Linked DNA regions of Mus musculus: all the other regions are linked to region 1. A link is a loop called in an ENCODE intact Hi-C map of the cell type or tissue named here. Cell type or tissue: left cerebral cortex. All regions are shown on one strand. Each heading gives the region's core, and the rest is flanking DNA. Links, peaks and the distances in the headings are about the cores only. Region 1 holds the start of Ptgs2 (prostaglandin-endoperoxide synthase 2). Region 2 overlaps Pla2g4a (phospholipase A2, group IVA (cytosolic, calcium-dependent)). Region 3 has its middle 57 kb from the start of Pdc. Region 4 has its middle 37 kb from the start of Ptgs2os2. Region 5 overlaps Pla2g4a (phospholipase A2, group IVA (cytosolic, calcium-dependent)).

Evidence for each region. Peaks named below come from ENCODE experiments on the same cell type or tissue, not always from the same donor. Only the 100,000 strongest peaks of a DNase experiment are listed, where the experiment ranks them.
Region 2: a loop joins it to region 1, with 5 times the contacts of the local background. A loop is called at or near these places in 8 of 42 quality-filtered maps.
Region 3: a loop joins it to region 1, with 5 times the contacts of the local background. A loop is called at or near these places in 5 of 42 quality-filtered maps.
Region 4: it touches region 1 in a loop (2.8-fold over the local background); 2 of 42 quality-filtered maps call a loop at or near these places.
Region 5: it touches region 1 in a loop (2.6-fold over the local background); 7 of 42 quality-filtered maps call a loop at or near these places.

What each region holds. Positions count from the first base shown.
Region 1 is chr1:150,096,382-150,102,590 of GRCm38, forward strand. Ptgs2 (prostaglandin-endoperoxide synthase 2) reads left to right here and starts at 3,650. Exons shown (of 10, transcript NM_011198.4): 1 at 3,650-3,894; 2 at 4,593-4,709; 3 at 4,832-4,975; 4 at 5,610-5,753. The coding sequence starts at 3,843. It overlaps Ptgs2os (prostaglandin-endoperoxide synthase 2, opposite strand), which reads right to left and starts at 3,493. Exons shown (of 5, transcript NR_015466.3): 1 at 3,047-3,493. In left cerebral cortex, for the core only: a CTCF peak has its summit at 3,491; DNase peaks (open chromatin) are centred at 1,480, 2,389, 3,629, 4,764 and 2 more places; H3K4me3 peaks cover 2,603 bases; H3K27ac peaks cover 1,962 bases.
Region 2 is chr1:149,862,682-149,868,890 of GRCm38, forward strand. Pla2g4a (phospholipase A2, group IVA (cytosolic, calcium-dependent)) reads right to left here. Exons shown (of 18, transcript NM_008869.4): 11 at 2,435-2,572; 12 at 2,230-2,322. Among named protein-coding and RNA genes, the nearest start is that of Pla2g4a, 96 kb to the right of the region's middle. In left cerebral cortex, for the core only: no CTCF peak of the experiment used is centred there; DNase peaks (open chromatin) are centred at 3,173, 3,718 and 4,847; H3K27ac peaks cover 2,938 bases.
Region 3 is chr1:150,259,000-150,265,208 of GRCm38, forward strand. It overlaps the pseudogene Rbm3-ps. Among named protein-coding and RNA genes, the nearest start is that of Pdc, 57 kb to the right of the region's middle. In left cerebral cortex, for the core only: no CTCF peak of the experiment used is centred there; no DNase peak of the experiment used is centred there.
Region 4 is chr1:150,199,083-150,205,291 of GRCm38, forward strand. No RefSeq gene overlaps it. Among named protein-coding and RNA genes, the nearest start is that of Ptgs2os2, 37 kb to the left of the region's middle. In left cerebral cortex, for the core only: a CTCF peak has its summit at 3,118 (motif pointing left); a DNase peak (open chromatin) is centred at 3,117.
Region 5 is chr1:149,853,526-149,859,734 of GRCm38, forward strand. Pla2g4a (phospholipase A2, group IVA (cytosolic, calcium-dependent)) reads right to left here. Exons shown (of 18, transcript NM_008869.4): 14 at 3,920-4,159. Among named protein-coding and RNA genes, the nearest start is that of Pla2g4a, 100 kb to the right of the region's middle. In left cerebral cortex, for the core only: a CTCF peak has its summit at 3,357 (motif pointing right); DNase peaks (open chromatin) are centred at 2,293 and 3,443; H3K27ac peaks cover 961 bases.

The DNA of each region.
Region 1 (6,209 bases), core at 1,367-5,366:
TCTCTCCCCTCCCCCTCCTCTTCTTCCTTCTCTTACTCCTTCTCCTCTTCCTCCTCCTTTTTTAACCTTTTCTTATTTATCTTTTTTTTTGTGGGAGGGTCTCTTGTAAATAAGACTCAGTCTTTCTATGCAGTCGAGGATGACTATGAAGCCCTGATCCTCCTATCTCTACATCCTAAATTATTGAGTTAATAAGCATGAATTACTATGCCCATTTTATTGCCCTCAGTGATTCATATTTTAATTTTACTCATCCATAGCCTGAGAATATACATTGTGTAGTTACTATTTTAAGTGTATTAAGGTGTGCTTTTATAGACTAGGATGTGGTTTGTCCTGGTATATGTTCCATGTAACTTAGAAGAGACTTTATATTGCTGTCCTTGAATGACACAGCATTAGATGTTAATCATGGCCAGATGACTTACAGTTGTGCTCACCTCAGCTATCTGCTTTGTCATAGAACTGCCTACCTCTGGTGAGGAGTAGTGAAGGGCGCACCATCTCTTTCCCCCTGCAGTTTTATTGTTCTGCCCTCATGTGTATGAAGGCTTCATTGTTGTACAGTGCCCATAAGGATCACTGTACCTATTCTTGAAGAACTGACTGCTATCAAATGCACTACTCCTCTTTATTACTTCTACATTTCTTTCCTCTAAAGAATGCTCTATAAAAACAAATAAAACTATTCTTGCTTTCCTCTATTACCACAGTATATCTTTCTTTTTACTTTTAACTTTCTCTTTGAATGGGATATTGTTTGAATTAAGGAATATGTCCTTTATTAGCCAGATGGTGGTGATACAAGTCTTCAAGCCCAGCATGTCAGAGGCAGAGGCAGGCAAATATCTGAGTTTGAGGCCAGCTAGCTCCATCTATGGAGTGAGTTCCAGGATGGCCATGACTACACAGAGATACCCGTGTCGAGGAAAAGAAAAAGAAATAACAATTAATAAAAAGCCAAACCCAAAACAAAAACAAAAATGTCATTTATTTCCAGTGTATGCATGAACTTTACATTTAATATCAACACTGCATGTTTAATTATCTAAGTGCATTATAAAATTAGAACGAAAATCTACCTAACAATCTACCTAGCATCTTAGGAGAAAAAAGTTGCTGAAAATTCAAGCAGCAGAAGAGGGCAGTAAAACTCAACAGAATGTTCTCAAAGGTGTTAGTACATTTCCTTATTTTCCTTTTTTAGAATCTCAAAACTCTTTCATATACTAACAAAATATATTTTCTACAACAGACACTTAAATATGTACCCAAGTGTACAGAGAACCACCAAAATTCCACACAGTTCATCACTACACTTGCTATATAATAAACATCTTATTAAGGAGCCTCATTACCATTGTGCTTTGCCATACAGAACAGTTTGAACCATCTTGATTTGGTTTGGGACAGTTAATATTCCCCTGTAACCAGTATTCCAATTGTGCCTGTACAGTGTGCTCTGGCATCCCAGACTTCTCAAAAGCAGCCAATTACAAAATACTTTCCCCTTATGTCCTTATTTGGACTTCCTTTCAAAACTGCTCTTGTCCTCCAGGTCTGAATTTCTTACTGAGTTCTCCTGTCATTCCGTAGTATATGGAACTCTCCTTACATCTGAGGTTACAGATTAGATCAACCAACTCAACCATACAGATAATTTTACTTGCATTTCTTCTATGATTATGTTTAATGTCTTTAAATGTCAAGTAGTCTGAAGGTGATTATTCTCTATGCCCTGTTTTTCCCCTCACTTTGAATTTGTAATGTTTTCTTTTTTTTTTTTTCTTTTAGTTTTTGTGAGACAGGATTTTTCTGTGTATAGCTGGCTGTCCTGAAACGTGCTCTGTGGACCAGGGAGGCCTCAGAGATCTGCTTAGACTCCTTTTTCTCCCTCAATGCTGGGATTAAGGGCCAACATCACCATCCACCACCACCCCCTTTGCCATAATCTCTTTTAAAACATCAGAATATACTTCTCTACATAATGGGCATACAATTAATATTAGATGAGGATGGAGTTGGTCAAAGTCAGTTGAAGATTTCACTAGAAAATGTTCGTACACAGTCAAGAATGTGGAATTTTATACAGTTCCTAGCTGAAGTTCGTATCAGGAGCTCTAACAAACTTAGTTTGACACCATGCACTTCCCGCATTTAAAATAAAACAGAAAACAAGAACTATTTAAAGGGATTCTCCAAAAGAAAACAGTCTGTGCTTTCAGTTGAAATTTCCCATAAGACTCCGTGTAAGAGGCTGGGAGTGCCATACCTGGACTGATTAAACATGACTAGAACAAAGGCCCTGGGTGACATGGAGTTTTAGTCACTGTGTCTCATGTAGCATCAAATTAGCTTGCACATGAAGCAAACAGTTAAAAAAAAATTCCATGAGTATTCTTACTTTCTGGGAGACTTCCGCAGAGTCAGGTATTTGCTAGAGTTTCCTAAGTGCTGCTTCTCATGGTCGATTGGATTCCCCCATGTGGATATTCTCCCCTTTCATTTTTGTTTTGTTTTGTTCTGTTTTGTTTTGAGCAGGGGTCTTGCTGTGTTACCCAGCCTGCTTCAAACCATTTTCCTGACTTAACTGTCCTCAGAATATAGTGTAATTTCACACTCTGTGTCATTTTTTTTATCCATTCACGCCAAGAACGTACAGTTTAGTTGAATTTTTTAGTTTCCTCCTTTTCTTATTTTGCTCCTTTTCGCTACTCCATCCTCACACCCCCTCCATGGCCAACACAAACACAGTAGGAAGATATCCAACACTATCAAAAACATCACCTCTCTAGGCAAATAATTTTTTATCAAACACTGTTTCTGAATGAAGTGAATTTTTTTTTAAGGTTAGGGAGAATAAGGCTAGTTATGGAAAAATAACTATTACCTTTTGATCCGTTGCCATAACATACTTTCTTGTAAACATGGACAGAAAAAGTTTTTAAAAGGTACATTTGAAAACAAATTCTTTCTAGTGATACATCCCGTGAAAAGAGTTGCTGATCAAAATGATAAAAGCTATGTAACAGCAGGGGGAAAATACCTTAAAGCAATGCTGTGGACACTTAGCATTCCGATGAAGTGGAGCTCAGCATCTGTCCCTGGGAAAGGCGAGTGCCAGGGGCTCCTGTGACTGCAGAACCCGGAGGGTAGTTCCATGAAAGACTTCAACCTAATTCCACCAGTACAGATGTGGACCCTGACAGAGGACACTCATTTCATTAAAAATAGAAGAAATTAAATTAACCGGTAGCTGTGTGCGTGCTCTGAGCAGCGAGCACGTCAGACTGCGCCCCAGTGGGGAGAGGTGAGGGGATTCCCTTAGTTAGGACCTTAGATCCCGGGAGGGGAAGCTGTGACACTCTTGAGCTTTTAGGCCCCCACTGGATGCGCGACTGGGAGGAAACCGGAGACCCCAAAGAGCGCCAGACTAGGCGCAGACTCAGCGAACCACAGGGCGCCTGGAGGGATGGAGAGGGCGGTGCAGCTCTCTTGGCACCACCTGGGGCAGCCAAGGGCAGCTTCCCGGCTTCCTTCGTCTCTCATTTGCGTGGGTAAAAGCCTGCCGCTGCGGTTCTTGCGCAACTCACTGAAGCAGAGAGGGGGAAAAGTTGGTGGGGGTTGGGGAAAGCCTAAGCGGAAAGACAGAGTCACCACTACGTCACGTGGAGTCCGCTTTACAGACTTAAAAGCAAGGTTCTCCCCATTAGCAGCCAGTTGTCAAACTGCGAGCTAAGAGCTTCAGGAGTCAGTCAGGACTCTGCTCACGAAGGAACTCAGCACTGCATCCTGCCAGCTCCACCGCCACCACTACTGCCACCTCCGCTGCCACCTCTGCGATGCTCTTCCGAGCTGTGCTGCTCTGCGCTGCCCTGGGGCTCAGCCAGGCAGGTGAGTTGCGCCCCGAGGCGCCCTGGGACTCCTCAGGCTCAGACCCCCTTTCTAGCAGTGTGGGCCTGGCTGTGTATTGGCAAAGAGCCTGGACTGCTTAAGTCCTGAGGAACTGCAACCCACTTTCAGGTTTCTTATTTGCTAAAAACCAATAGTCTTAATGGCTTACAGGTTGTCATTATGGTAAGACAATCTGATCAATACTTGTGAAAAGCATAGATGTGGGCAACTGAACAAGAGTGGCTGCTTTGAATACCTGTTAGAGTTTTTCTATCCACAGAAAAATCCAGAATACATTTTTAAAAATATATTTAAAATGCTAAAACTTGACTGTTTTAATTTTATTTTCTTTACACTAAATTTTGACTATTGCACTAGGTCGATCCATTTTAATATTTAAAGGGATGCTTAATAATTCTAGTCTGTGTGTCCGAGTTATTTTAAAAATGTTGGTAATGTGAACTATGAAGTTAGGTCCTCTGTGTTTCTTGCTTAAGAATACAAAGTTGCTTGCTATTTCCATAAACAGTTGATAAGACAGACTTAATTAAAATAATGACCTTTTTAAATCTGGGTCTACCTATGTATTTGTCAAACTTATCATTGTAAAGTTGACCCATAGTGACAGAATTAAATCCTTAAGTTAAGATGAGAACAACCAAGAGTAACTGACAGGATATCTTATTTTTTTAATGTAGCAAATCCTTGCTGTTCCAATCCATGTCAAAACCGTGGGGAATGTATGAGCACAGGATTTGACCAGTATAAGTGTGACTGTACCCGGACTGGATTCTATGGTGAAAACTGTACTACACGTAAGTTTTTCCTGGGGTATCTTCCTTTGGAATGTGGCCACATGTGTAACCATCATTCTGTAGATTTGTGTCCTATGGGGGAGGGGCCTGCTCATTCTTCCTCCTGCTTTGTCTCTCTCCAGCTGAATTTCTGACAAGAATCAAATTACTGCTGAAGCCCACCCCAAACACAGTGCACTACATCCTGACCCACTTCAAGGGAGTCTGGAACATTGTGAACAACATCCCCTTCCTGCGAAGTTTAATCATGAAATATGTGCTGACATGTAAGTACAACCCTCCCTTGTTTTCCAGCATCCTCCAACACAACTAGGCACTAGAAACCCAACCCCAAGAACTATCCTGACCTTTTCAAAGGGCTTGAAGTATACCTTTTCTAATCTGTTTTTCCCCTGAAATGTCTAAAATACAGTCATGAAAACCTGTAGTCTCTATTCTAGTTTTGACCCCTGTCCTTCATTCGTGTGGAGGAAGTGTGGTTCACTTGTTCATTGAATAAATACCCATGGCTCACAGAATTGTTCGGAACACATAGAATTGTTCTGAACCTTTGAAACAAATGGTTGACTAGGGTTTGGGTCAGAAGAGAAAAATAGCTGTCTGTAGTTATTGGTGAGGGCCATGCCCAAATGTCTCTGTCATCAGCTATGGAACAGGGAGTGGGTAGAAACTGAAAAGTCAAGACTACTGGAGCAGAATGTCCTGTGTAAAATTTAAGCTTTATTGAAGATGCATTTTCAGTGCTCTTTAAAGTTCAGCCATTGTACAGCAGGGTATCTTTGTCTGAAGGAAATCTAGTCTCTGTACTTGCTACATTGTACAATGATAATTGATATGCCCTTGTTGTTGTTGTTGTTTTTCATATGAGGACCAATGATTTTTTTTTCTTTAAAATTTCAGCCAGATCATATTTGATTGACAGTCCACCTACTTACAATGTGCACTATGGTTACAAAAGCTGGGAAGCCTTCTCCAACCTCTCCTACTACACCAGGGCCCTTCCTCCCGTAGCAGATGACTGCCCAACTCCCATGGGTGTGAAGGGTGAGTGTAAAGAAATACAGACATAGCAACTGCAGTGAGGCTTGGGTGTGTACCTAGAAAAGGTGTCCATTATGTAAAACTGTAAATAGTTTTGTCTTTAGTATGGTTATCCACAGAGGTTTATTAAAAGTACAGATGTAGTATGGGAAAGTAAATCTGCATTGATGTAATGTCTTAGCCTTAGTATGTTTTGCTAAATAGAACTGATGTTAGTTACAATTCATAAAAAATTCAATAACACCCCCTGCTTTATATCTTAACACTTGAATTTAAAACCTTAGCCCAGCCTGGGGTACAAGCCTGACACTGTGCCTCAAAACACAACAGTCGTATTGATGTTGTGATCTTCTTTGAGACGGTGCTTCTAAGTGATGGATGCTGTCATGTATTATACAGTCATCTGTTTGCTTGAACAAATAGGTGAATGGATAGATACTTACTTTAGAATTTACATGT
Region 2 (6,209 bases), core at 1,338-5,337, 230 kb before region 1:
AACAAACAGACAAACAAACAGGCAAACAAGTCCCCTCTGGGTGCCCCTTAAAAAGAGAGACCCCACTTAGTCAAAGGATGAAGCAGTCCCCAGAAGTCTCGAGAACCCTCAGTCACCTCTTCAGTTTCATTTCTGGAAACCCTTACATAATCTGAGCTAACATGCCTCCTGCTGACCAGTGGAGCCCAAGAACACAATATCCACTGCCCTCAGTCTGACACAAAACAGCCAGTGGCCAGACTGCTGGCCCCGAGGGGACTTCTCCACAGAGATTTCTCAGCACTGTGCGCTGTAAACATCTTCCTTTTCCTTGGCCTGCAGCCATTGTCTCGCCCACCTTCTGATGTGTAATTTCAGCCCTATTCTCTTCCTGCCTTAGGAGGAAAAAAATAATAATTAACCTGAGTTATCAGGATTATTCAGCAGAGAAGGAACACAGGAAGCAGGCCACCCGCGTGGGCTCCCTCTCTGCTTTCCTTTCTCTTTTTAAAAACCTTCACGTAGTTCAGAAAAGACTTGTGTGATTCAGAAAAGACTCAGTGGTTTCCACAAAACTAAAGTTGAACAGGTCATCTACCAGGGATGCCACTAAAATAAACCAAGCAGGATTACCTCACCCCTACACTTTAGCTCAGGCTAACCTAGATCTTCTTATAAAGCTCAGATTAAAGGTGTCATCTTACAATCTTCTGGTGGGGAACCCCGATTTGCTGTTGGTGGTGGTATAATGTTGGGGATCAAATCTAGGGCCCTGCACATGCCAGATAAGTTATCAACCACTGAGGCTGCCTCCCAGACCTTCTTCATCTTTATACACTTTGATTATATTTTAACCATGAAGAAATAGTGACTCTATTAAAGATCACCTCTGGCTCCAGATACTACCCACTTTGCCGGCCCCCTAACTTAGTGATGCTTGGATGGACCAAGTACTACCAACTATAACTGCCCTTTCTGCTTGATTTAATGTGTATTTAGAAATAGTTGGTCCTAATGAAAAGGTACAATCACTTTCCCAGTACTTACTTAGGAATGATCCAAATGAACAAATGGAACTCTTAAAGAATAGACTAATGAATCTTTGCATGCTATATATAACTATCAACAAGAGAAAGAAAACCTCTCAGGAGGAGAAACAGTACTACTACTCAGAAGGACATGTATGGTACTCCACGCCATGTTACAATTAGAGTCTCTTCTGCATAAAGCTTCATTATGTCGATAGCCATTGCCCATGATTGCTGAAGGTCACATATTGGTGGTGGTGGGGGGGGGGGGGACGGGGAAAGCAAATAAACATTTTACATAAATACATTTTTTAAAATGAATTGATTATTTTTAAAATATCATTTTTTGTATCCTGTGTTCTCCAAACAGACCAGAGATATTTCATGAACAGGAGGGCGGGGAAGATGTAATTGACTGGTAGCCCTGATCCCTGATACATTGGCTCCAAATTCACTCATTCATTATTCTTATTTGTTTTCTTTCTGAAACAGGATTTCATGTGTCCTGAGGAGTTCTCTGACTTGTGCCCCATGCCATGGTTCATGTTCCTGGGGATCAAATGCAGGATGTTGCAGACTATGGAGTGCTCTATAAACGGAACCACATCCTTGTCCCAAAATCTCTAATTCAGCATTGAACTCCACAGTCCATCAAAACATAGTGCTTACTGGGCATAGACCTCAAACCTCTGGGCAAATCATGATGATATGCACCACTTTTTAAAGTCAAATTTATTCATCCAGAAAAACATATTTCTAGAGTTCTATTTTAATAATGAATATAATCCACTAGTTCTCCATAGAGGTTGTCTATTTTTTAAAGATTTGGAACACTCATTTTTGAATTATTATAGGATGTTTGATTTAAAGAAAACCATTAGTTTTAGCTTACAAGACATGACTTAATTTATCTGCTTTTTGTTCTTGCTTTTGTAGTGTGTACTAGAATCATCTGATAAGCTAGAAACGAATGCCAGATGTAAAGCTCTTCTTAGGAACAACGAGTAATCTTTGTAAATTTCACAACTGAAATGCCATTAACAGTGCTTCAATAATTTGGACATGATTTTTAGGAAACACTTAAATTGTTTCAACCAAGTTACTGATGAATTCAGAATTAAATCCTTATGAAGATTTAATGTTCTCCACATATATGTGAGTCGTTTATCAGTATAGTTAATTATCAGTGTAGCTTTTCATCATCCGAAGCCTTTTACAATACCTAATTCCTCTTCCATTGTAGAGCCTTTATTCTGTGAGCCAGAAACTCCCAAAACTCTGTTGAACAGTATAGAAAAGGCACTGCCCCAGACACCTAGAATAAAAGAGAAAAACAGTAACTTCAAATGCATTCAAATTTAAGTTAGTTGAGAAAGAGAGAGGGAGAGAGGGAGAGAGGGAGAGAGGGAGAGGGTTTGATCACTCACCCATCAAGAAATGCAAGGGGTTTTCTTCATATTTTTTTACAACTGTTCCCATAAAAAACTTGCTTCCAAATAGGTCAGGAGCCATAAAGGTACCATATTTTGCCATGCCAATCTCATATGGACTAAATTCCACCCAATCTAGAAGCATTTTAGAAACAAGACACTTCATTAATAGAAAAATGACATACTGACATATATAGTCACACATAGTTAATAGTGGCTTTAACAGAACCATGATTAATTTCACTTATTTAAGCTAGTTTAAAAAAAAAACAATCCTTATGACACTCTTTAGTGATTGAGGAAGAAAAACAGATGAAAAAGACAATATAAAAGTTCCCTTCTAATCGGCACAAAGTGAATATCTTTTTCTATTTAAAAATTCAGACTTCTTTTGCATAGCCCATCTTAAATTTAAGACTGTAAAACTGAGTGAAGAAGTCTAACTCGGGCATAAAATCCATTAAGGAGACTAAAGAAATCAAACTCCTTATAGTAAATCAAACCTCTAACAAAATGGGGAAGAATTTTCAGTACCTTTATTCAACTTTTATTCTGTTAGTCATTTGTTCTAAAGTCCCAACCATAATGCCAAATTGTGATTCTGATTTCTTAGCAATACACCAAGCCCGGAATAGGAAGGTACACTGCCCAACAGAAGCAGTGGAGCCAGACAGTCTGGGATCCATCCCTAAGCTGGGGCTCGCTAACTGTGCTCATCTGACTAAATCAACTATCTCCTCCGGTCTTAATGCCCTAATCTTAGCATGAATAAAGTCAGTAGATGGTTTGTAAGATTAAAGCCCCAGTGAGCTAAGAAATGTAGGAAGCATCGGGAAAGCCATGACACATCTCAATAGCTCAGTTAATAGCAGCCATTGCAATATTTGTGGTCTGCCTATGGCATCACTGTGTCTAATCGTGATCTTCACTTTAGTGAGAATGTCTGGGATCTGACTCTTGCTTGCTATACGTACTGTTCCTTTTGGCTTCCCTTCTTAGCACCACTGTTCACAGCATTAATCTTACTTTAACATCTTTTGTGACTGCCTCCCTTGACATAATAGTTCACATCTGAAAACTCAAGTGCTATAGGGTCGATCATCAGACATGCTTCCATATAGCATCATCACCACAGAAACCATCACCACACTACACAGAGTGCTCCGCCCTCTCCCTGGATCTCCATGGTGACTTCCTAAAATGTCTCAACCCTCTTCTTTCCCTCAGCATCCCCCATTCTGATTCCCACCTACTAGTTTCAAAATAAACATAGGAAAATAGAAATCACAGAACACTGATACCAATTGAAAGCCTTCTAAGGCTGCCTTCTTAGGCTCTGAATTGAAAGGCAGCCTACTCTCCATCTGCCCAGTTTGAGCAGTCTCCCATCAACTCTGCCATCACACACCCTAATCATGCAAACTCTCTTGCTATTCCTTGGAAATCAAGGCCGTTTCCACAGGGTCCTCTACTCACTGTTCCCTTCTGCAATTACATGGCTTCTTTCAATCCTGACTTTGATGCCGTTATTAGGAATTCTCTATAAAGCCCCAACATCATGTAACTCCATCTCCACTCCCAATCTTATCCCACCCCAGTTTTGTTCCGTTTATTTTTGTGAGGTGATATTGTCTCAAATATATCATTCAAGAACCAAAATGCAAATGATCACAAAAATCACAAGCCATTCTGTGATTGTTTTGTGGTAATACTTGATCTGAACTCACTGTGGGGAAGGGCACTCTTCCTGTATTAGTTATCCCAGTCAAATGCTGGTCTCTCCTATTCAACAAATACCAGCTGTTTGATTATTTGACTCAACGGGGATACTGAACCATATCAACTATGGGAAAGATTTTAACTTTCAAGCATTTGAATGCCCAAGAATAATTTTATCATTTAAGAAAAAAATAAATCCTACTTAACCTGTACTGTTTACTCAAGGGAGAAGAACACTAGCCTCTTTCAAAAAGGAAGTTGTAAAATCATAATTGCGATGAGCTAGAATGGTTCATTCAAATCCAACCTGAATGGGACCCCTACAGATGCTCCATAGGACAGAGGCCTGTTTTAAACTGAGTAGTGTGGCATTGGTGAGACAGGACTAGCAGTGAGGCAGAGGGTACCTGGCAAACTCCTGTGTCAGTGTTTCCATGTCTAGCACTGTCTTGGAACCTTGTGAAAATTTCCTCTTTCCCTTTGATTGATCCCTCCTTTATTGCTTCTGTTGGCTTATCCATTGTGATAACAGACATTTTGCAAAACTCAGATCTCCCCTCCACCCCTTGCTGAAGGCTTCTTCCTCCAGCTCTCTAGCTGTTGACTCATGCATTTCAATTTCAGCCTCACTCCTGTACCCCCATCTGCTCACTCCCACTTCCTGCTCAGGACTACACTCAGATGTTCTATCATCACCTCCCACTGGCCTTGTCTGAAAAAAAAAATCACCTTCCCTCCTCTCCTACTTATTTGGTAAACTACATTATCACAGCCCAGACAACTGTGCTACTGACTGACTGCTTCACCAATTGCTGAAAACTGTTTGAGTCTGTGAAAGTTGTCATCATAATAGACTAGCCCTGAACATCTTCCTACTTGTTTCTTTCTTAAAGAGTGTCTCCCTGCCCTCAGGAACTCATCGCAGGGATTCAATTTGAATTTGGAAATAAGAAGCATCTCCTCTTCTACCATCTGTCCAGTTACCTTTGAAAACATTTTTAAAGACATTATTTTTGTATATAAATATTCTGCCTACATGTATGTATGTGTACCACATACATGTATGACTGGTACCCATGGATATCAGAAGAAGGCACAGGCTTCTCTGAAACTGAAAGTGAGGATAGTTGTTATCTATCATGAGAACCTAATTTAGGTCTTCTCCAAAAATATCAAGTGTTTTTAACTGAGCCATCTTTCTAGGCCCTACAAAGAAACAAAAAAAAAATCTTTTGCAAAAACACTAGCCTACTAATTTAATTGCCTAGCACCAAAACAATAACTCTTTCCCATTGTCATAAAACTAAGTAAAGACAGAGCTGCAAAGCAAACTGTTCCTAACTCAGCACTAAAGTCTTTCTCATGGACGTTTAGTCTACACCAGTGTGTGAGGAAGTCCTGGACTCCAAAATGCGGAGCTCAAGAATTTTAGTGACTCCCTAGAAGAGACCTTTGGCTTTTTTCTAAATATTTCCATGCCGTTCCTATTCAAAGATGCCTTTTGCCTCCACATCTAACTTGAATCATACTTCAATCGTCCCGTCCCTGTGAGGTGTTTTTATGACTATACTAAAGATATACGTCATACTATGTCATATCTACATACTCCAACAATTATATGTTACATGTACATTGTTAGTTTGTCCAGATTTTAACTTTGTGTCCTCAGTGAGATTCTACTTTTGAGAGAAAAGGCAATGAGTTCCAAAAATACGCTTTTAATCATAAAAGCTAGCCTAAGACAAGGCATGGTGGCATATCTCTGTAATCCCAACAACTGGGAAATTTAAGGCAGGTAGCATGAGATGCGTAGCAAGATCTTGTCTCAAAATTGATTAGTTTATCATGATGCTGAGTCCATAACCGTAAGTCATACTCAGTGCATGTAATTTATTCACCCCTTGTGAAAATATTAAATGTAGTTTTAAATCTTAGCAGTGGAACACAGTGGAGGAGTCAGACGATTTAATGGTTTAAACACTAATGTTCATTTGTTGAAAATCTTCCAAAGGAAAAATCGTCTAAAGATATTCCAAGAAGGAAGAAAAACATT
Region 3 (6,209 bases), core at 1,052-5,051, 160 kb after region 1:
CACAGATGCACAAGCAGACCAGATGACTAATTAAGCAATATCAAAAAAATTAAAATTTCACAAAAAAGTAGAAATATATTAAATTTAGAGAGAAGTAAATCACGAAACAATTATGAGGTAGAAGAAATTGAGAGCCACAAACACAGAGGCAGTAGTTGAAGTCACGAGATGCATGAAGCAGGTAAAATGAACAAGGAGAAGGAACCAGAAAAGACACGCCCCACAAAAGCCCCACTAATGGTGGGACACTGATATCGAGTAGCTTGTAAGTAAAGGCTGAGAAGAGATATCCAGAGTCACATAAGAACCAAAACAAAATAGGTAGGGAAACGATGGGTGTCAGGGTTAAAAGATGGAGCCAGGAAGGCCATACTGGTTGTCTAACAAGGGACATGAAACAAGGGTCTTTAATTTAGAATGTAGGTTCTTTTCAATGATGTTGCCTAGAGCAAATGGGTTCATGTGTCTTATAAATCTGGAGTAGTTACAGAGAAGGGAAGGCAGGGACTGAATGCACTGGATGTAAAAATTACAGAAGAACTAAGAGGCAGAGATATACAACTTGACAGAGTTAGTGAAAATGAAAAAATGTTTTGAAAAAATTGCCTTTCCAACATTCAAATGCGAATTGAGACTAAATACTAACCTCACAGACTGTTAACTGGTAGCCCTCTGTGCTGGCTATGTACAGTGAGAAGCATCCTGTCATCAATAGGAATACAATAAAATTTATGGTGTCTGTTCTGTTTCACTTAACTGATACCCCTTTCCTTTGTGATATCTGTAACATTTAATGGCACTCAAACACTTTACGTGTAATTCTCAGTTCATTTGGCTGGTAGTGTGGAGTATAGGGACTTCAACTGACTGGTTGCTTCTCATTAGTAAAATGTCTGCCACGTCACCTAGTAATCCTTAAGAAATATATCTGTAAAGTAAATTAATAAGGACTAGATTTATTCTAACTACAACTGGCTAAATTCATCCTACATCCATGTTATACCCCAAAGATATTAAACTATAAAAAGTTGTTTTCTTTATGGAAATTAAGATCATGTCCCTGAGTCCAATATAGTAAATATATTTTCTTTTGTTTTTAGTTTTTATAAGGTGAATATTTTCAGTGGTTCAAGTTTCTATCATTGTTCATTCCTTGAGCATAAATTTTAAAACTACTCAAAACTGCCTAGTTGATCTAGACAGTCATACCCACTGCTGTTCAGCCCAGCAGATGACTAAAGCTAAGTCTAGCAAGTTTACCGAAAGCAATGCAAGTGGAAAAAAGGAAAAATTCACTTGATATTTGAAGTGGAAAAGTAAAACATGAGTCGGCTTTAAATTGTATTTTTAATATGCTTCGTATTTCCTAAGCTATAATTTTAGTGACTCATCTGAAATTATTGTGTCTGTGTTATTCAGGGAATCTCAGAAAAATGTACAGTCACCACTGAGCCCTCAGTAAATCAGGTATGGGGTTTTATGATATCTGTCCTACAGTAGTCAAAGCATTATCTGTGCTTATCTCCCAAGGCTAGTCAACATCACTTGGAGAATGAATCAAGCCATCTCCTTGAAAGAACTTAGCAATTTCCTGTGCCCAGATTGCAACACTATGGCTTGGCTTGTTTGTTAAGACACTAAAACTAGGACAATTTCTCTAATTATACCATATTACCCTTTATGTGCAAAATCAGTGGTGCTCAACCAGGGGCTACTGGGGTGTCTGACATTGATGACAATAATATTTAGAGATATTTTGGTTGTTGTAACTAAGGTGGCAACAGGTTTCCTATAGACATTTGGTGGATTCAGTTCAGAAATGTCAAAAAAATTCTCAGATGACCAGGGGAGTCCCCACAACAAGCAATCACCCAGTCCAAGAGATCAGTAGCATCAAAGTATGTGCTGAAACTGGTTTCTCAGCTTTCCGAGGACCCTCAGCATCCTTGGAAGCAAATCTCAATGCATTACCTTTGCATAGCTTTTCCTAAATCAACGTGCAGTACTAGCTTCACTGACTAAACTTCCTACCTATACATTAGATTTGATTTCATGGTGACTCATCTTGACAAACCAGTGAGAAATTCAAAGTTCAGGCTTGCTGCTGACACTTGTTTTTCCCTGATTATAATTTGAGTTCTATTATAAAAACCATTTCATAGATTTCCATTTCAAGAAATTTACTCTACAATAATCTACCTTTCTACCCTGCCTTTTTAAACTTCTCCAAACTTCATCGCCTGTACCAGTGGTAGCACAGATAATGTGTTAAAAAGTGTGAAGGAGCAGCTAAGTATTTTATTGTTCTTCTAGCAAAAATGTTTAAATAATATTTCTAGAAAGTCATATGGCCAATGTCAATTACTGAGTCACTTTAGTAAAAATAAATACACATTAAAAGGCTATATAGTATGGCCTCCAATATCAGCTAAAACTCTACCTCTAAATAAAATTGAAAACCTTGGTCTATTTTTTTCATCCACTTGCAAGCCAGTGATCATACCAACGACACCTATAAAAGGAACAAATGAAAGCAAAGGAAAGCTCCAAGTTAAAATAAAGTAGAGTTTATTAGCAATATTCTCATTCAAATGGTTGTCCTTGGTGGAGGGTCCTTTAAGAAGTAATCACTATATTAATTGACCATTATTTCCCTGGCTCTGAACAATCTCTTAATACATTTTTTAAGTGCAAAGATTCTCCAATATATATGGAGGAGTTCATCAAGGTCATGAATTGTAGGAAGTGGTTTTAAGGCTCAGAATAAGTAATGCCTTGCTGATATGGCTCAAAGACGCTTGTCTCCTCCAAAACTCCTACATGGAAACTCATGTTGAAATTTAGTCCCCGTCATCAAGCTTTAAGAAGGTGGAAACTAAGTAAGGCCTCTAGAAGGTGACTATAGTTAGAAAATATTATGTGGTAGAGTTCTCATGATTGAAACTAGTCATACACACACACACACACACACACACACACACACACACACACACACGACTTTCTTTCACCAAGTGCCAAGTGACATCCTGTGCCATGTAATGGTCCTTCCATCAAGAAAGCCCTTACAAGACCTTGGACCAGAACCATGAGAAACAGTAAATAAATCTCTTTTCTTCATACCTGTCTCTGGTATTGTGTACTAGCAACAGAAATGAAAGCCAGCCACAAGCTCTGTCATCTCTCTTGGTTTCAGTGAATGGTTAGTCTTAACTGATTCTCACTCTATGGGAGTTTATTTTCTCTCGTGTCTTTAATACTAATGCAAGCATGAAACATGATTGCTTGTTCTATGCTTTCATAAAGCTAATTACACAAGCCTTGGCCTTCTGTCAAGTCTATGATCTCTCTAGAACAGCAGAGATAGTTGCACTGAAAGAACCCACCCAACTTAAATTACACAGCAGCTGTCATTGGAGGATTATGTTCCTAAAATCTTCTATACATACAGTTTGATTCTCTGCCTCCTTTACCTCTCTTCTATGGATTTTGTATACCATCATAGTTCTAGTGCCAACATTATGTTCTTAAGCTTGGCTTCAGTCTGTTTCCCTTACCTCTTTTAACTGCTGGTTTCAGACACATGTGGCATTACTGGCATTTCTATTGCATTGAAATCCCTTCAGCACACTCTGAAATTCCCTTCTGTGCTGGCAAACATGATCTCTTCCTACTCTAAACAACTAATATCTTCTCCCACTTCTTTCATTTCTATGAGGCCAGATTTCTTCCACAAAAAGCTTCTCTCTCTCTCTCTCTCTCTCTCTCTCTCTCTCTCTCTCTCTCTCTCTCTCTCTCTCTCCCCTCCCCTCCCCTCCCCTTCCCTTCCCTTCCCTCCCTTTCTTTGAGTCCTTGAACTTCTGATCCTCCTGCCTCCATCTCCATCTCTCAAGTGCTGGGATTACAATTATGGGCCACACTTGCTTGGTCTATGTGATGCTGAGGTTGGAACCAACAGCCTCTTACATGTTAAAGCAGCACTCTATCAACTGAGCTACAGTGTCAGATCCAACATTTGTTTTCAGTGTCTGATAAAATCCTTTACACCACTTCTGGATTCCGTTCTAGAAAGGACATGGGCAGTTCCATCTCTGCTCCAAACTTCTAACTAGACCCTACTGGGCTAACTTCCACCTTTTCCAGAACAACATCACATAAGCTTCCTTGTCGAAAAAGCAAGATATTCTTTAACATCAAACCATTAAGTAAACCATTTTGTTTAACTTTAGAATTGAGTTTTGCCTGTGTATATTTATGTGTATCGTGTACTCAAGGAAGTCAGAAGAGGTGTGAGATCCCCACTATTGTGTGGGTGCTGGAAACCTAACCTGGATCCTCTGCAAGAGCAACAGTACTCTTAACGGCTGATCTATCTCTCCAGCTATAAACCATTGTTTTCTCACTAGCCATCTACTGAGGATAGGAGGATTTCTGGACCACAACTATGCTCACAAATTCCCCTTTTATTAGTAAACGGTCAGAGCAGAGCTCCGCAAATCCTACAACTTAAACAGTAGAAATGTATTCTCGCAGAACACGAGACTGAGATGGGTGTGTTGACACCACTGGATTATTGGCCTGTAGACGCTTTCTTATGCCTCTGTCTTCGAATGGTCTTTCATCTGCCTGTGTCTATAATTAGGACTTCAGCACAGGAATTTTAGAATCATGTTGATAACACCTACCTGTATTTTTTTTTCTTCCTCCTGTTCCTCTCCAATTCCTACCCAACATTTAAGACCACACTGAAAATGTCTGTCCACCCAATCCTACCTAATTATTCTAGCTTGACTTTCACTCTTCCTTCCTGGGTTCTATTGCATTACTATATCAATTATGCAATTTCCATTTCCTGGCTAAAGATCTATTCCTGAAAAGTCTAAGCCCCCTTTTAAGCTCTCTAGGTTTTTAGTAAGTGATTACTATGTAGAGATCAGAGATTCATCACAATTCAAATTCCTTGGTTAAACCTGCCATTTTTGGTCCATCAAAAAAGATGCTTGAAGACTTTGCTCTATACTAATAACAGTAAGGCTAAACAAACAGAGAAATTTTCCCATGCCTAAATTGTAACTCTCCAGTATCTTAAACATCTTTCAGGATATTATTCAATATGATGCTGTTCTTGTAGATAATTCCTAATAAGGAATTATCACAAATAAAAAATCCAATAAAAAAAATCTGAATGCCGCCATTCAACTCTCTGAGAAAGCACTAGATCCTAAGCTTCATGCTGTTCCCCTCCTCTTAAAGAGTTCCCTCAAACGTATTATATCTGGAATCAATATGATCAAATAATTAAAATACAGTATGTCTCTTCAAATTCTTTTCTGTGTGTAGAAATCGGATACCACATCCATATCTGAAAGCTTTCAGCCTTTGGAAGGAGGAAGCAAGATGATCAGATGTTCAAGGTCAACATCAGCCACATGGGAAGAAGTCTAAGGCCATGGGGAACTACCAGAGCTCTCCTTGAAAGATGAACAAAAGGGAAAAGAGAGTCAGCATTGAATGAATGCAATGCAGATTAATGATTATATGAAGAATATAGCAAACTCATCCACCTACATTATCTGATTTAATCCTTACCCACTTTATGAAAGCATAGCATGCTTACTCCTGCCTGACAGGCAAGACATGGTAATGCTAAGTAACTAGCCGTAAATGTCTTGTTGGGTCAGTACAAGCCGTCTGACACTAGTGGTCAAAGGCGATGTAAGTTCCCACCCATCAACAGCAACAGCAGAATTCCCTCTCTAATGCTTGAACTATTTTGTTCTTTTCTAAACCATTAATTTTAAAATGTCTAGGAATTCTATGTGTGTATGTATGTACACACACACACTCCACAGTATCTGGTCATCAGAGGACAGTTTTTTTAATTAATTTTTTTTTTAGATATTTTCTTTTTTTTTTTTTTTTGTGTGTGTTCAGGTTTCATCTTTTAATTAGCTCCATAAAGGACATCCTAAACACATCAGACACAACAGAATACTTTTCTTCCAGTATTAAAAAATGACATTCACAAACATTTTAAAGAAGCTCTTCTATATAATCAGGATGGTGATCTTTAATAAAAAACATCTCTAAGCAATCATGATCTTGACTCGGATTGTTCATAGGTACATTCAGAAATCACTTTCTGGCCATGATAAACATTGTTTACAAGGTTTTAAAATGTCCCTAAATACACATCAACTTTAAAAACTGAT
Region 4 (6,209 bases), core at 1,259-5,258, 100 kb after region 1:
TTTCATATGCCAGTGTTTCTATTTCTAATAATTATTAAAATGTATATTCTTTGATTGATTTTGGTTTAAACAAAAATAAAAAATTATGTCCAGCTAATTAATAAGCTAGAAAGAAAGGCTGGATGTTCCATGTGTTATTTAACCAGAAGACTTAAATGGAAAAGGCAAGTAATGGCGAAAAGTTTTGGCATCCATATTTTCCCTGTGAAACTATATATGACACAGTCAGAACTGTATCTCTGGGTCCTGGTTGGATATGGAGTGGGTTAAGTAGCCCCTCATTGTCATTGAATGGCTTCTTACTTCTAAAATGACATTAAGAAAACCGCATTGATCATAGAACCATTTGCAATCTGTTTAATGTGAATGGTTTTGTCCTAGTCAATCCACAGGACATATTCCTGCTCCAATCTGAGACACCCAGGCCAGTTAAATGCCAGAGATAATCAGATGATGAAAGGCAAGCAAAAGAACATAAGCAACAGGGGCTGGAGAGATGGCTCAGTGGTTTAGAGCACTGACTGCTCTTCCAGAGGTTCTGAGTTCAAATCCCAGCAACCACATGGTGGCTCACAACCATCCGTAATGAGATCTGACACCGTCTTCTGGTGCATCTGAAGACAGCTACAGTGTACTTAGATATAATAATAAAATCTTAATAAATAAGTAAATAAATAAATAAAAATAAATAAAGGACACAGGATAAAGGTGCCCATACTTTACCTCAAAAAAAAAAAAAAAAAAAAAACCTTAAGCAACAGAAGCCAATGTAATTTGACACCACAAGAACCCAGTACTCCTACCACAGCAAGCCCTGAATAACCTAACACACCCGAGGAACTGCCATGCACCAGCCTAGTCAGCCCCCCTCAATCCGTGGGAATCAGGAGTTCCAACAGGTAGATGGAGCCGGCGAGAATGAGGTGACAAACAGACCCAACACAAGGGAGTGTGGATCTGAATGTTTTGTCCAAATGAACACCAGATTTTTTTTTTATACAGAAGAAAAACAAGAAAGGCCAGGTGAACACATCCACCAAGTTTCATTGACACAAAACAAAAAGAATACATGTAGCAGGGACCAGGCCATGACACATGAGCCAGGTGAATGCTCGGAGGCATTCTATTGTTAAACCCACCACCAGGGCTTCTTTAGTAAATACCTGATTATTCTATTCCTCTGGGCCTAGTGAAGAAACCTATACCGGGGGATTCCCTTCCACTAACCCACCTATTTGCTAGGCCATTGTGTATTCCTGTGTCTCAGCTATTGTCCTAAGTAATTTCTATGCAGACTAGCCCTGAGCTTTCCTAGCTCTGTTCTAGTAAATAGTAATGCCTGATTATTTTCACTGTCTCTACTAGAAGTGAATTTGAATGTTACTAAATAGGTAACATTCTTACTGAATTACCTCTTGTATTAAATCTTTTTTTCTCGTGAATTTTATTCATTTTAACTTTGTAAAAACTAATAAAAATAAGCAAATATTTTTCATTAAAAGTGAATAATACATTTTGTGAACTTAGTTTTTTACAAACTTCCTAGGGAAATAATTAAGTTATATAAAGGTATTCTCCACAGCTCCTTACTATTAGCACAACAATGCAATTTTATATACTTTGGAGTCTAAGAGTACACATCTTGGAATAGGAATGGGGTTTGTTTTAATCCTGGGTATACTAATTTGACCACTAAAAAGGATATCATTTACTTAATTTCTTTATCAAATTGTGAACATTTTAAAAGTTATACATACTTCATATTTAGGATCCAATGTGTTCAAAAATAAGAAATCTCCCTTTTGAGGCTCCAAGGCCTGACACTATTATTAATGCTGTGGTGTGCTTGCAGACAGGAGCCTAGCTAGCATGGCTGCCCTCTGAGAGGCTCAACACACAGATGAAAGAGTCAGATGCAGACACTTACACCCAACCAATGAACAGAAGCTGGGGACCCCTGTGGTTGAACTAGGGAAAGGATGGAGCAAGCTAAGGAGAAGGGTAATCCCATAAGAAGATCAGCAGTCTCAACTAACCTGAACTTTGAGACCTCAAATACACTGAGCCTCCAACCAGGCAGCATACACTAGCTGATATGAGACCCTGGACACATATAAAGCAGAGGACTGCGGGGTCTGGCCTCAGTGAGAGAAGCAGCACCTAACCCTGGAGAGACTTGAGACCCCAGGGAGTGGGGAGGCCTAGCAGGGTAGGGGTGGGAATGGGGACATCCTCTGGGAGACAGGGATGAGGTGGGGGTTGGGGAATGGGATGAGGAACTATCAGAGGGTGGAACAGGAGGGGGATAATGACTCAACTTTTAAAAAAGATTAAAGATAATTTTTTTAAAATTCTCTCTTTTGTTCTTAGTCACGATAAATGCAGTGATTTATTGGACATCTCCAAAAGTTTTCTCCTCCTTTCTATTTGTGGTTCCTTGGCTTTCTTTGTGGTCTTCCCTCCCTAGAAAATTTCAGAAACATTATAGATTTAGAGATGTTGATGGAGCCCCAGATGGAGGTTTAATCAGTAGATAACTTTCCTTTTTACTTTCTTTTTTCCCTTTCTCTCTCCCTTCCATCAATCCAACCTTTCTTCCTTTCTCTTTTTTATTCTTTCTTTTCATCCTAGTATCATACTCCTGATGACCCAAATTAAGTCAGACAGTCACCTAGACTCTAGCAGCTATGGACAGTAGGCTAGAATTTACCATAGAAACAGCATCACTCCTATATGACACTAGAGGGGAAAGACAGTGTTGGGGAAAGTAGAAAAGGGCCAAGGGGCATTATATTGACTATCCAATCAAATAAAGGACTTATTCTCCAAGTTCAAACAGCTCAGAAACTAGAGCTACAAGTGACAAGCAAAAGTAATCTGATTTTTCTTATCTTTTCCTTTCCCTGTGATTTAGTTACAATGCCTTGTTAAGATGCTAAGTGGTGTGGAACAGATGATAAGCAGAGATACACTATATTCTGAACCATAGCGAATTCATAGCTAGATATACAAAAACTGACGCCTAGCAATTTTACCAAAAAGTATTCATTGATGCATTAAAAATATTAAATGTCCCAAGATCATATTGTTTGAGGAAAAAAATACAGCATACTACAGCCCTCTCCTGGAGAGTCATGATATACACTTAGGTTCTGCTTTTTAAGATAACATTTTTTTAAACAAGAGGACAATTGTTTGTGTTCTGTGTTTCTTCTCTTCTAAAGGCTTTGGACTCACTGTTTTCTGCACATCAATTTATCTTAGTTCTGTGAGTGGCCTCAAGTTTTTTTACATGCTAAAGCCCTCACTGTTGCTTAAATTTAGGATAGATAAGTGTTTTGGAGGGCTGGACAGTTTTTAGGTAGTGGGGGTCCACAGGCCTGGGGACCTAAATGTAAGCGTTGGGTTAGGAAGACATCTTTGGCTTCATCATGAGTCAGGCCCTGGTCTGACTCTAACAAATTCTACCATATTCAATGTTTTGAATACTTTTCTATTCTGATTTCATTCCCAAAGCAGCTAGGATTTTGGAGAAATCTAATGCAATTCATCAAAAGAATGCTAAACCCCTTGAGATAAAGGCTACATTGTAGTTATGGTTTCTATAGTTAGTTTAAAAAAAAGTCCATAAAGATTTTTTAATAACAACATGGAACTTTATTAAATCTTTATTATATTGATCTCTTCTAATAAGTAGTAGATCATGATAGAAAGCATTACAGAATAATTCAGGAGTAATGTAATCATACAAATTCAAATTTTTCATGGAACTTCGAATTCATCTTCTCTAAAAGTTTATTTTTAAGAAAATGTTAAAGAAAAACAAAAATAAACAAACAGAAGAGACCTTACCATGGAAAGTGGTATCTATTAGAGTCAGGCCTCTCATGGAGAATAAGGCATCTTAAAAGAAAACATGTTACCATAAAGCCTACACTATCATAGAAAACTAAAACAATGAGAAATAGAATTGTTGGCATGACAGCTAGAGTTGTAAGGCCATTTTACACTGGGTTCAAAGACATGTCAGCCTAGGTAGCTTCTCCTTCATTGGTGCTTGAACAAATTGTTACTGTGAATCACCAAGCATAGAGAAAGATCTTGGTGACTACGAGAACACATCTTACCGGGTGACTTTTAATGTGTGTGTGTGTCATTTATATCAAAGGATCATGGGGCTATCCCACATTGCAACTATGAATTACAAGAAATTTAAAGGGAAGTTTTTGAAGATTAAAGATTGGAAAATCCCTACTCCTTCTGTCGCAATGAAAAAAAAATCCCATGTAACTGATAAAATAAATAAAGGATATATTCAAATAGACGTTTCAAATAAATCATTGGCATACATGTAAATTGAGCCCATGTAGACAGATACGGTGAAGGGAAGAGATACAGGAGGCAGGAACAGGAAATCATTTCTAAATAAAATACAAGTGCAGTTGATTAAGAAAAAGGAATGTTTCCTTATAATCTTTTTTCTTTCATTGAATGTAAATTCTATTCTCACATAAACTATCCTGATAACAGTCTTCTTTCCCTCTACTCCTCCCAATTCCTCTCCCACTCCCCCCACCCCACTCCCTTTCTGTCTCTCATTAGAAAAGAACCAGTTTCTAATATAAAATATCAAAATATAACAAAATAAAATATAGTAAGGTTTAAAAAAAAACTATCACATTGATGTTAGACAAGACAAACAATCAGGAGAGTTAAAGAGAAGGCACACACACTCAGGACTTCCATCAAAACACTAAACTGAAAGTCATACATTAAGTGTAGAGGGCCTGGTAAAGACCTCTGCAAGGTATTTCAGTGTCTGTAAGTTCATATGAATCTTGCTCATGCTCTGACAAGAGAGATTTGATGGAGACATCCCATTAAGGCTGTGTGTTTCAGAGTCTCTTTCCTCTCTCTCTCTCTCTCTCTCTCTCTCTCTCTCTCTCTCTCTCTCTCTCATGTTTGGCTGTGAGTCTGTGCCTCTGTTCCCATCTTCTGCAGGAGGAAGCCTCTCTAATGATGACTGAATAAAGCCTTGATCTATGAGTATAGCAGAATATCATTCGGAGGCAATTATTATTAATTTTTTAAAAAATGTAGATCAATAGTGTTTGGTTTTGCCCTAGGTCCCTGGCTATCTAGTTAGTCTCTGATTCTTTGTCTCCCAAGCAATGTCGATTGTGAATCACATGGAATTGACCTTAAGTCAAATCAGATATTGGTTGGTTATACACACAAGCTTTGTTTCTCCATTGCTCTAACATACCCTGCAGGCAGCACACTGAATGAGTGAATGAATAAATGATTATATAGGAAGAGCCTCTGGGGGAAGGACAACCCAGTCTCTGGGCTGGAGAAGTTTGGGGTAAAGCAGCAGGATACACCAGACAGGAGGACCCTGTACCAGGTAGGAGCTGAGGGATGTTGGGAGAACCTGATGGCCAAGCCCACTTTGATATGTTAAGTAGACAACTCAGCATTTTGCCCCAGGTTTGAAAGCTAACAGACACAATTGTAGATCAGAGATTGTGTGGCTGGCTTGGTGTTTGTATTTCTCTTTTGCTAGTCTACAGACTACCTTCCTATACCAAAAACACTGTACCATAGGGGCAAAGAGTCTCTACAGGCAGCAGTCTGACTTCTCCATTTCCAATGAGTTATGTAGGCATTGTCATCAGTAAAGGGGCCTTCTGTCAGTTTGTAGAGAGCAACCTGTTGTCTTGCCAACAGCCTGGGTTCTTTGGGGGATTTCCATGACACCTCTTTGGCCAACAACTCAAGTAATTGTAACCCAATTCCAGGACTGGAAGCTGCATTTGGGGACAAGAGATGACCAGTTGGAGCACTGCCTCCCCCACTATTTGGGGATTTCATTTACATGACCCTCATATATGTACATATTTTAGGAAGCGTCTACTGGATTAGGTTTCCAATCCCTCAAATGTCTCTTAATTTTAGTTATCTCTCCCCCATGTGACTCTACAATAAAAACAAAGAAATAATTGTTAAGAAAAAAAAAGTAACAGCAAGTTTCAGGACTTTTATATGGTCCTAGCTGGATGAACAAAATTAATGAAAAGAAAAGGAAAGGATACGACTCCTAAGGTATGGTGTTGAAGAAATATTATTGTAGATATGTAGGAGAGCATAGTAAACATGACTCTGAGCCATGTGGGGAGAGGGGGAGGAAAGAGAGAGGGAAAGCAAGT
Region 5 (6,209 bases), core at 1,349-5,348, 240 kb before region 1:
GAATTCTGCCTTAAAGAGTTATGTCGTATCTGATGAATCCATCACATAGATTCAATTTACAACAGACAAATATTTGGATATCTGTGTCTTGAACTCTGGCCTGAATTATCTCATGTCCACTTGTTAGTCAAGATAATGTGTGTCACAGTAAACACTATAAACACAAAGTAAACAGGAAAGAAGCCACGTGACTGATGAATAACTCCTCCAAAATTTATTTCTACAGACAATTAACTATTTCACACACAACTAATATGGCAATTTTTATTATTTTATAATTTATCTTGTTTCAAAATGTCTGAAAGCTGAAGTCCTAGGTATGAGATAACTGCACCTTTTTACTCATTTTAGACTAAGAAACTGTGTCACTCAAAATTTAATGTGTATGAGCAGAGTTGCCATAGAATAAGATATAAGCTTCTTCCAATATTAATGTGTACATTGGACAAAATCTAAAATGTAAAGCCTTTACTTTTCCTTAGGTTCCATAAAGAATGTGTACAATTAAGAGGGGAATATCTTCTCACTATCTTAAAAGTGGCATTTCAGTTGTACACTATAGAAGGGGTATTTTGGGTTTTGTTTCACTTTTTATTACTGTTATTTACTTCTTTCTGTGTGAGACGGGAGGTCACACACATGCTATTGCCCATGTATAGAGGCTAAGGGCCACATGAGGGAGTTGGTTCTGTCATATGAGTCTTGGAGGTTTCACTTAGGGTGTCAGACAAGACAGTAAGTGACTTTATGCACTGAGCTATACACAGGAATTTTAATAAACTCATTTGAACCACAGGGATCACAGTTTGTGATAAACCTTTTAGCCTTCACAATAAACATGGGATTTTTCTAAAACTCCTACAGGACGGGAAGAAGATAAGGTTTCTTTCTGGAAAACCCTCATCTGTATGTACACTAACAAGCTCGGTGAATTCAGCCTAATACACAATTATGTCTAGCAATGGTGGTATCTAAATAATACATTTGGAGGAATTTATTATTGAACTAATTAGAACTTTTACATGTGTATCTCAATCAAGTAAACACAAATCACATTAAAAAATAATTTAAATGAAGTGTTTACTGAGATGGAAGAATAAACCTTTTTCCAAGATTATTAACAGAAACCAACTTTCCGTTGGAACGCGTCAAGAGCCTCTCAAACACTGAAGCCGGAGAAGTTGCTCAGTGTTTAAGGGCACAAATTGTCCCTGCAAAGGACCCAAGTTTCATTCCTAGCACCCACATCAGGCAGTGCACAACTGGAAGTCTGGCCTCAAGGCGCCAACCCCTCTCTTGCCTCCTTGTGCACATACACTGACACATAACTAGATAACCAAAACGTACTACTCTAAAACAAATCTCAAGAACAAATGTTTAGTGTATATGCTATACACTTTAGAATGATTCATTCCTTATGTTGATTTTACTTCTTTAAATTGCTAATAAGTGTTTTTATTTTTATTTTTTCAGGGAAAAGGCATGAGACAAGGTGATATATACACAGCAATTATTCTCCCAACCTCACAGCAAGGGGAAACCCCAGGCTGGCCACACTTGTGTATCGCTATGCCTCACTGACCTAGAGCTCCCTCAGAGTGGCTCGTTTTCTCTTTCCTATTCGTGTTATTATAGCCAAAGCAGAGAAATCCTCCCATGAACGAGCTCCTGGAAGAAAGGCCTTAAAGTGTGTTTAATCTTCACAACAGCAGAGGTTACACAGAACACGCTGGCCGGTGAATCTTGAGGTCCAAGCATGTTGCGAGTGCATCTAAACTCTGGACGAGTGCAGAAAGGAATGAAAGAAAGAAACCAGGTGAGGGTTCAGAACAACTGTTAAGACAAACAATAAAGAGGCATAATTCCTACAGTCACCGAAACACAGGGTGGCCCCTTTCAATTCTCATCTCACTTAAGCAGCAAATGATTGCTTATTCTCCATAGGTCCCAAATGTTTTTGTGTTATTTATATACACATAAATGTATTGTTTAATATTAAAAAAATTAATTTGGAACTCAGTGCTTTCTCTTATGGTCCTAACACTGACAAATAAAAGCATATTGGATACTATAAAACTACCAGGAAGTTCTTGAAATGTGGGGAACGTTTGCTAGGATGTATGCAGTGCAAACCTCAGATGAACTGTTTTGGCAAAATGATACTGAAAAAGAGATGAAACGAAGTATACACCAAGAAAACTTCCATTCTTACATCAGCAAAACAATGACTAATAAAGCCACAGGGATGGGTGGTGTGTGATGGAGGGAAGACTTAGAACAGCCCCTGAGACCTGTGGCCCAAGCCAAGATTTGCTGAGCCATTTGGAACAAAGACAACAGAACTAGTTTCTCTGATATTCTTTGTCTAGAAAGTTAAGTAGCTGAAGGTCCTTTATAGATCTAACAGCTATGAGTATGATTTGCTTGATTCTGTCAGCAGTCACCGTAAAGCACGAGTTTCAGAAGAAGCATTTACCACAGGACAGTTAAGACAAACAGTATAGTCACAAAACAAGAAAAATAATGCTTCCAGCTGTATGTTTTAATCCATTTTTAGTTCGGGTAAACTTACTCTATCACAATTAGATTTTTATTACAGATAATCTGCATAGATTTGGGGATAATAAATGTATAATTAAAAGCAACTCATGCCGGGCAGTGGTGGAGCACGCCTTTAATCCCAGCACTTGGGAAGCAGAGGCAGGCAGATTTCTGAGTTCAAGGCCAGCCTTGTCTACACAGTGTGTTCCAGGACCGCGAGGGCTATAAGAGAAACCCTGTCTTGAAAAAAGAAATAAAGAAATAAAGAAAAAATGTAACTCATATCCAAGAATTTAAGGCCGTGCACGCAATACAAAATGCAACATTTGTTCCCCTTAAAGTCAAACAAACAGAAACCAACAACAAATTCTGAAGCCTATAATAATTTCCAAAGGCAATGGGAAAGCTTCAGGGAGTTTTGTTGTTTATCTGATCTAAAGTTTTACAGCATCATAGTAATGACCTTAAGACAGAGATGATTAAGAAATGATATTTAGACGACTAAGATAAGATGATGGGGTGATTGAGAGGAAAATTTCAGGCCACCATATAAAAGATGTATCCCATATAACTTACCAGCAAGGCTAACGTAACATTTAATCTGTAAGTCACAGGGAACTGAAGAATAAAAGGTTACTACACTTGGGAATTTCACTTAGGGACAAGTGTGAAAGTGACTAGATTCTTAACCAAGCAACTTCACAAGGTTTCCTAGTCTTGCCTGAAAACTGGAGAGGAATTTTCCCTGTCCAGATGGGCACTGCAGAAGGCTCCACTCCAACCCCTGTGCTGCACGTTCCCTGTTACCACAAGGGGGCGCCAGGCCTAGAGAACTTTCATCGCATCCTCAAAGATCCCATCTGTAGAGACCTGGCCTTTTCCAAAGAGGCCCGCCCACGGGATAGAAAGGAGGAAATGAGACATAGCTGTGCTGCTTCTTCTCTTTCCGTTGCCAGGCACGACTGTGGAGGCGTTTGGGGAATGAGTCTGGTGTTTTTTGGAGTCACTCCTGGAAGCCTCGGACTTGCTTCTCTAATCCTTGGAACAACTCTGGAAGCACCTATTTCCCTACTTTACACTATTCTATAATTATCACGGTAGAGGTTTCCTGTTGACTCTAGGGGAACCCTGATCAATTAAGAAAGTATTTCAAAGAATATTTTCTATACTAGCATGGCTAGGCCATTACCTAACCAATGTATTTTTCTTCAATAGTAGCAGTAGTAGTAGTGGTGGTAGTAGGAGTAGCAGTAGTAGTAATGTCTCTCACAAGTCAATGTTCTTAAAATTGAGTCTAGTTAAATGTTGACCATAATTACAATGCTTCTCCCCAATTAAAATTAAAGATATCCTGAAGTAGCTTAGACGGCTTACATACCTGCTACCGCTGCGTCGAGCTCGTCATCGAAGGAATCCTGAGAGCTGAAGTCTCTCAGGGGAGACAGTGGATATGATGTGTTGAGATTCAAGCCCAGCATGAAGTTATGCACCTTTCCGGCACGTCCTTCTCGGGTATTGAATAAAGCCGAGTCGCTCACCAAGGCCATTAGCATCCGATGGACCCAACTTGCTTGGTTGTCGCTTTGGTACTCTTTTTCAGCTTCTTCATTCTCGGTGCCTGAAGGGGAGGAACATGCCACATGCCAAATATTTACACACGTGCCAAAATGTACAGGTTTTGGCTATTATTAGCTTTGTTAATCATCAAAATTAAAACTAAAGTTCTAGGGCTTTTGTGCAATAAAATAAAATAATATAACAGAATATAAATGCCCAGTCGTTTTTTGTTTTCAAGTCCTCATAGTTACCTTTTACCTACACACAAGGTCAGTCTATATTCTTCACTGAAACCTCTGGATCTATTTAAATTTTTCACATAAAAATTTTTCTTCCTTCTCCCTCTCCCTAGCTCTCTTTCATCCAACACACACACACAACACAGACACACACTGAGAGTCCATATTACTTCATACTACCACCTATGTTTTCTAATTTTTCCTAAGAGTCCATATCCTGCTTAATAAACATCCAAGAATTACACAAAGCTAGGCAGGACAGCAGACCCACCATCTGACTGCTGATAAATAAACACTCTCATGCATCGATCTTATGACCTGCTTATAAAGTCTGGGGATTTAAAACTCTGTAATTTAAACAAATGATATAAAGTGTTTTAAAATTCACCAGTGGTCCAGAGAAGCAATGACAAATGATTTCCTCCTCGCAAACTATGCCCAGATCAACTCTAGGGGAGGGCTCATTCTGTGTTCTAATCCTCTCCACGTTTAGTGAGTTTGAAGGAACCACTTTCCAGCCTTCCTTTCCTCATTAGGAAGTCAATCGCGCAGGATTATAATGAGAGTTATTGTGATTTGGATCTCAGGGTAAAGTTCTCAGGGAAGCGGCTGGCCTTCGATTCCAGCTGGGAATAGAAAGTCTTACAGCTGGCAAACTGCAGCATAATCTTATCAGTGTCAAAGAACACCTGAGCAGAACCCTTCTGCTCTGGCATCTAGGAACCAAGTGAATAACTATACACGCATACATAAAATTCTGTGTATTAATGGGTTATTTTTCTTTTTTTTTTTTTAGATTTATTTATTTATTACATGTAAGTACACTGTAGCTGTCCTCAGACATCCCAGAAGAGGGCATCAGACCTCATTACCGATGGTTGTGAGCCATCATGTGGTTGCTGGGATTTGAACCCACAATCTTCGGAAGAGCTTTCGGCACCCTTAACCACTGAGCCATCTCTCCAGCCCCATGGGTTATTTTTCTTAATTTTTAAAAAACTTATTTGTACTTTATGGTGTTTTTGTCTGCACATTTACATGTATTGCTTGAGAAGGCCAGAAGAGGGCGTCAGATTCCTTGGAACTGGAATTACAGATGGTTGTAAGCTGCCACAGGTGTCCAGGGGCCTCTGGTAGAGCAGCTAGTGCTTTTAACTGCTGAGCCAACTCACTACACCCACCACCACCTTGTGTGTTTTGAAAGATGAGCATCTATATTCAACTTCTACAATTTCCAATAAATATATACTAAACACACATAAAGCCGTAAGCAGACATCAGAGTAACCAAACTCTTCATTATAGAGAAAAAAGGAATGGACCTGAAAAAGATTCAGACGGCATGTTTCCAATTATATACCATTCAGGGAGAGACAACAGTATGGAGGGAGCAAAGGAATTAGTTTTCCCCAGCTGACCAATGGTTAGGTAGAGAAGATTTTGAGAGCTGTAAAATGACTCCATGTGACACTCTAGTGCATCATCCACATTGGGCATTAGAGACCAGGACACGTCCACTGAAGGGCATCCATGTAACAGAGAGTACCACTCTGATGGAACAAGTTATAGTGCGGGCGGGGAGGGGACATTGTCTGGGAGAGTATGGGGCAGGAGATTTACCAAAATGACCTATCTGTTCCATCTTTCATGGAACCTAAAATGCTTGTTTTAAAAGAACAGTAAGAACTAATAAAAAAAATATTCACAGTGTCAACCTCTAACTTAAAACAAAACTAAAACAAAAACAGCAAATTCAAAGTTCTTAAACTTCTCAGCCTCAAAAACTGGCTACTGCTGAATCGTGATTAAATGTCCTGGTCACTTATGTGATTTACTCAGTAAGTAACAATCAGCTACATCCATTTCATGACCT